Regions from separate parts of the Homo sapiens genome. Here region 2 is linked to region 1. Evidence: read pairs that join two places in POLR2A ChIA-PET (ENCODE). Cell type or tissue: GM12878. All regions are shown on one strand. Links, peaks and the distances in the headings refer to the core of each region. The heading gives the core; the rest is flanking DNA.

Region 1 (3,144 bases), core at 198-2,697:
AAAAAAAAAAAGGAAAACCATCTTTTCTAAAAATCATTAAAACAATTGAAGTTAGTTTTTGAATAAGAAAATAATGCCTAAAACAAATCTGTATCACTAGGCAACATTAAATCTTTATCTCCTCGAGATTACAAGGACTTTCTATTTAGTACACAAGGACCAATTTTTCCAAAACCAAAAAGCCAAGCCTGTTAGCACTTACTGTCACAAATGGTTACCACAAAAACAAAATAATGAAGGTTGAATTTATGGTTTCTGTAAAAGGGAAGCCTCTAGGATCTTTAAAAGTATTTTTTTCTATTTTTAAATATAACATTCATTGTAGAAAGTTTGGAAACATAGTACAAGGAAGAAAATTTTTATAACTTACAATCACATTGCTGAGGATAACATTTTGTTAATGTTTTTGCATAGTTTTTTTTCCAATTTTTGTCTTCCTCTTGTCTGCTTTTTTCTCACATTTTTTTTATTATGAGCAGTGCCATAGCATTACATAAGCTTTTTTCTTTTCTTTTTTTTTTTTTGAGACAGAGTCTCACTCTGTCACCCAGTCTGGAGTGCAGTGGCACAATCTCGGCTCACTGCAAGCTCCGCCGCCTGGGTTCACGCCATTCTCCCGCCTCAGCCTCCCGAGTAGCTGGGACTACAGGTGCCCGCCACCACATCCGGCTAATTTTTTGTATTTTTAGTAGAGATGGGATTTCACTGTGTTAGCCAGGATGGTCCCGATCTCCTGACCTCATGATCCGCCCACCTCGGCCTCCCAAAGTGCTGGGATTACAGAGGTGAGCCACTGCTCCCAGCGCTTTTTTCTTTTTTTTTAAGATGGTGTCTCACTTTATTGCCCAGGCTGGAGTGTAGTGGCTCGATCTCTGCTCACTGCAGCCTCTGCCTCCCAGGTTCAAGTGATTCTCCTGCCTCAGCCTCCCCAGTAGCTAGGATTACAGGCGCCCACTACCAAGCCTGGCTAATTTTTGTATTTTTAGTAGAGATAAGGTTTCGCCATGTTGGCCAGGTTGGTCTCGAACTCCTGACCTCAAGTGATCCGCCTGCCTCAGCCTCCCAACATGCGTGAGCCACCGTGCCCGGCCAGCATTACATAAGCTTTCAAAACATGATTTTTACTATCCTATCCTAAAAGTTTTTTTTTTTTTTTTTTTTTTTTGAGACTGAGTCTCACTCTGTTGACCAGGCTGGAGTGCAGTGGTGCGATCTTGGCTCACTACAAGCTCCGCCTCATGAGTTCACACCATTCTACTGCCTTGGCCTCCCGAGTAGCTGGGACTACAGGCATCCGCCACCACGCCCAGCTGATTTTTTGTGTTTTTGGTAGAGACGGGGTTTCACCATGTTAGCCAGGATGGTCTCCATCTCCTGACCTCATGATCTGCCTGCCTCGGCCTCCCAAAGTGCCGGGATTACAGGCGTGAGCCACCACACCCGGTCAAAAGATTATTTTTTAATCTGAAATTATTTCCAAGGTAAATATTTTTCTTCCAGGTATTTTCCTAAGGACCCAAGTTCAAAACCTTGCATTACTCTGGTCTCCCTTTCTTTTTTTTTTTTTTTTGTCTTATGAGAAATCAAGTCTGAATTGATTTGGTTCAGAATCAAACCTGAATCTGATCACTAAATTCTACTAATTCTTTTCTTTCTATGTCTATCCACATAGTTCTGGCCCGGCCAGGCCCCTGTTTCCTCAGCCCAGATTATTGAAGTACTTTTCTGACTTTTTTATTTCTTTGTAGCCTCTTTTCTCTATGGTAATCTATTTTACATATCTCTTTGCATCATTACCTTGACAAAAATATTGACTGCCTCTACCTTATATGGCAGAGGTCCCAAACTTGAGCTCCAAGGCTGAACATAGTCTGCAAATTTGTTTTTCTACAACTCCACAGTGCTCTGACCATTATTTTTAAATTTGCTGGAATCCTTTCAAAGGGCCCCAGGTTTCACTGATTTGTGTTACCTGCCTGGCGTCTAGGCTTCCAGGTATGGCTGAGTAGACTTTGCTTTTTTTTTTTTTTTTTTTTCTGAGACAGAGTCTTGCTCTGTCTCCCAGGCTGGAGTGCAATGGCACGATCTCGGCTCACTGCAACCTCCACCTCCTGGGTTCAAACGATTCTCCTGCCTCAGCCTCCTGAGTAGCTGGGATGACAGGCGCATGCCACCACGCCCAGCTAATTTTTGTATTTTAGTAGAGATGGGGTTTCACCATGTTGGCCAGGCTGGTCTCGAACTCCTGACCTTGTGATCTGCCTGCCTCGGCCTCCCAAAGTGCTGGGATTGCAGGCGAGAGCCACCACGTCCAGCCGACTTTGCATTTTATAACTCCAGAGGGCACTGTGCACATAACATAAAAAGTTGTGCAGTGCACAGCCTATACAATCTGCACAACTCTACCTGGTGGCCCTATGGGAGCCTATGGCCATTTAGTGTGAACTCTAGTCTGTAAAACGAATATCATGCCCACTATATCGACTAATCAAGCCCATCCTGTACCATAGTCTGGAAAAGGCTGACATTCCTAAAAGCTTTGCACTCTAAGATAAGCCACGAAAACCAGAAATATTTCAAAAGCTTTGAATTCCAAGATAAGCCGTGAAGTTATTTTTTATGCAAAAGACAGAAACATACTGTTTTTCTTTTTATCAAGACTGACCCCAAAGTTATCCAATCAGAATTGTTGACTAATATATAACAATCTGAGCTATCTCCTGACTTTGTGATTTTTTTTTTTTTTAGACAGTCTTGCTCTTGACACCCAGGCTGGAGTGCAATGGTGCGATTTCGGCTCACTGCAACCTCCACTTCCTGGGTTCAGGCAATTCTCCTGCCTCAGCCTTGACAGTAGCTGGGATTACAGGCGCCCACCACCACATCCAGCTAATTTTTGTATTTTTAATAGAGACGGGATTTCACCATGTTATAGTTCAAATACTTTTTTAAAAATTAGATGTGCTAGTTCTGTACTAACTTGTCTTTTTTTGCAAGTTAAAATGCTAGTCAGTTCTCAAATTTGTCTGTGAATTTTGCAGGATAGAGTATAAAATTCCTTAAATCCTAATTCCAAGCTCTTTACAATGTGGGCCCTACATCCCTAAAGTTTTCTCCTTTGCGTAAATACTACACTTGAGACAA
Region 2 (3,144 bases), core at 216-2,715, 120 kb after region 1:
ATATGTAATCATGTTTATCAAATCTACTCGATGAACATTTTCTGTCAATTATTAATTTTCAAATCCTCCAATATGATTGAATATAAATTTGTCTGTTTCTTCTTTTTTTTTTTTTTGGAGATAGAGTCTCACTCTGTTGCCAGGCTGGAGTGCAGTGACGCAATCTCGGCTCACCACAACCTCCACCTCCCAGGTTCAAGTGATTCTCCTGCCTTAACCTCTTGAGTAGCTGGGATTACAGGCATCCGTCACCATGCCCGGCTAATTTTGTATTTTTAGTAGAGATGGGGTTTCTCCATGTTGGTCAGGCTGGTCTCAAACTCCCGATCTCAGGTGATCTGCCCACCTCGGCCTCCCAAATTGTTGGGATTACAGGCATGAGCCACCATACCCAGCTTGTTTCTTCTTGTGATGTTTTTGCTTTATATTTTTTTTAGGCTATGTTTATATGTTTACAACCTATGTATATATGTTTATAACCTATGAATATATCTTAATAAACCTATGTGCATAAGTTTCAGTCTATGTACATAGGTATGTCTATGTACATAGAAAAGAAACCCACACACAGACATAAAATGGTGAAATTTCAGAACAACAATGACAAAGAATGATTATAAAACAGCAGGAGAGAAAGGAGATTATCTTCTTTTTTCTTTTTGAGACAGAGTCTTGTTCTTTCACCCAGGCTGGAATGCAATGGCTCGATCTCGGCTCACTGCAACCTCCGCCTACCGGGTTCCAGCGATTCTCCCTGCCTCAGCCTCCCAAGTAGCTGGGATTACAGGCACCCACCACCATGTCCAGCTACTTTTTTTTTTGTATTTTTAGTAGAGACGGGGTTTCACCATGTTGGCCAGGCTGGTCTCGAACTCCTGACCTCAGGTGATCCACCCACCTTGGCCTCCCAAAGTGCTGGGATTATAGGTGTGAGCTACTGCGCCAGCAAGGAGATCATCTCAAAAGAAGCTGAGTTAGTGACAGCTGGCTTAAAGACAATGTAAGCTGGAAGATAGTGAAATGTTATCTTCAAATTGCTGAGGAAAAGCAACTGAAAATTTGGAATTCTAAACCCAATTAAATTTTTTTTTTTTTGAGCTCAATCTCAGCTCACTGCCACCTCTGCCTCCCAGGTTCAAGTGATTCTCTTGCCTCAGCCTCCCGAGTAGCTGGGATTACAGGCATGTGCCATGATGCCCAGGTAATTTTTGTATTTTTTATAGAGACGGGGTTTCACCATGTTCACCATGCTGGTCTCGAATTCCCGACCTTGTGATCTGCCCGACTTGGCCTCCCAAAGTGCTGGGATTACAGGCGTGAGCCACCTCTCCCGGCCCTAAAATTTGTTTTAATGAAGACAAAATAAAATTGTTTCAGACAAATAAAACTCACTCTTTCGCCAGCAAACTCTCCCTATAGGAAAAATCTAAAGTATATATTTTAGCTAGAAGGAAATTGATCCTAAATGAAGCTACAAGAAGAAACAACATGTAAAAAAGACTTTGGGTAAGTATAAAATATTAACTATAAAACAATGATAATGTTTAGTAATAGTTAAATTTGAAAGAAAAAAGATAATATTAAAACATATGACAGGTCTGTGTTCTGGAGGAGATAAAGAAATAGATTAACTTTGTAATTTAAGTAATCACAATGCAGCTTATAGGGTAACAACCAAAAAAAATCAACCCAAAAAACAAAAGGCAAAAAAAGCATCTCAAACCTGAATAGAGTATTTAACTTCCAAACTAGCAAGGAAGAATATAATTAATACCAAAAAAGAGTCAAAAAAAAAAAATAGGAAGGCCAGGCATGGTGGCTCATGCCTGTAATCCAAGCACTTTGGGAAGCCAAGGCTGGCAGATCACTTGAGGATAGGCGTTTGAGACCAGCCTGGCCAACATGGCAAAATCCCGTCTCTACTAAAAATATAAAAATTAGCTGGGGATGGTGGTACACGCCTGTAATCCCAGCTACTCAGGAGACTGAGGCAAAAGGATCACTTGAGCCCGGAAGGCGGAGGTTGCAGTGAGCCGAGATCACACCATTGCCCTCCAGCCTAGGTGACAGAGCGAGACTCTCTCTCAAAAGAAAAAGAATAGGAAGTGAAAGATAGTATAAACTAGGGCAATAGATTTTTTGAGACTAATTTCATTAAAGGTAAATAAACTAAATGCCTTAGTAGTTGTCTCAGTCAGTTTAGGCTGCTGTAACAAATATATCATAGGCTGAGTACTTAAATAACAGAAATTTATTTCTCACAGTTACAGAGACTGGCTGTTTGGGGTTTGTTTTTCTGTTTCTTTTTCAGAAACAGGGGTCTCACTGTTACCCAGGCTGGAGTGCAGCGGCATGATCATAGCTTACGGCAGCCTTGAACTCCTGGGCTCAAATGATCCTCCCACGTCAGCCTCCTGAGTAGCTAGGACTACAGGCAAACACCACTGCAACCAGCTAATTTTAAAACCTTTTTTGTTACTGTTTTTTTTTTGAGACCCAGGCTGGAGTGCAGCGGCAAGATCTTGGCTCACTGTGACCTCTGCCTCCCAGGTTCAAGCAATTCTCCTGCCTCAGCCTCCCAAGTAGATGGAATTACAGGTGCATGCCATCACGCTCGGCTAATTTTTGTATTTTTAGTAGAGACGGGGTTTCACCACATTGACCAGGCTGGTCTCGAACTCCTGACCTCGTGATCCACCCGCCTCAGCCTCCCAAAGTGCTGGGATTACAGGTGTGAGCCACCGTGCCTGGCCTCATTTCCCCACTTCTACATACCATCTGCCATTTCATTTGGGAATATGCTGACGAATACCTGACACGACCCATCGCCGACTTCTCTAATCACTTCCTACAGCCAGGAGACTGGGTTCTGGTAAAAGATCCCAGTCCTCTCCTCAATCCTCCCCTCACACTTAAATGGAATGGGTCTTACCAGATCATCTTTACTACACCCACTTAAGCAGGAAAAAAAAAGTTTCTTGTACTAGGCTAACTCACTTTGAGGCTCAGCGATAGGCAGGGCTCTGGCAGGGCTTTGATAGCCCTGTCTGCAGAGCCAGGGCCCTCAAGGGATGAGCCCCAGAGCCTCTCCCTCCCATCTTGGAGCAGGGGTGAGAAAAACAAGTTTTTCTCCTCTTTCAGCTT

The links. ChIA-PET counts read pairs that join two places held together with the same protein. Peaks named below come from ENCODE experiments on the same cell type or tissue, not always from the same donor. Only the 100,000 strongest peaks of a DNase experiment are listed, where the experiment ranks them.
Region 2: POLR2A ChIA-PET joins it to region 1 with 9 read pairs; 9 of 35 experiments call an interaction of 5 or more read pairs at or near these places.

What each region holds. Positions count from the first base shown.
Region 1 is chr12:31,787,374-31,790,517 of GRCh38, forward strand. No RefSeq gene overlaps it. Among named protein-coding and RNA genes, the nearest start is that of H3-5, 3.4 kb to the right of the region's middle. In GM12878, for the core only: no CTCF peak of the experiment used is centred there; no DNase peak of the experiment used is centred there.
Region 2 is chr12:31,903,579-31,906,722 of GRCh38, forward strand. No RefSeq gene overlaps it. Among named protein-coding and RNA genes, the nearest start is that of LINC02422, 18 kb to the left of the region's middle. In GM12878, for the core only: no CTCF peak of the experiment used is centred there; no DNase peak of the experiment used is centred there; H3K27ac peaks cover 406 bases.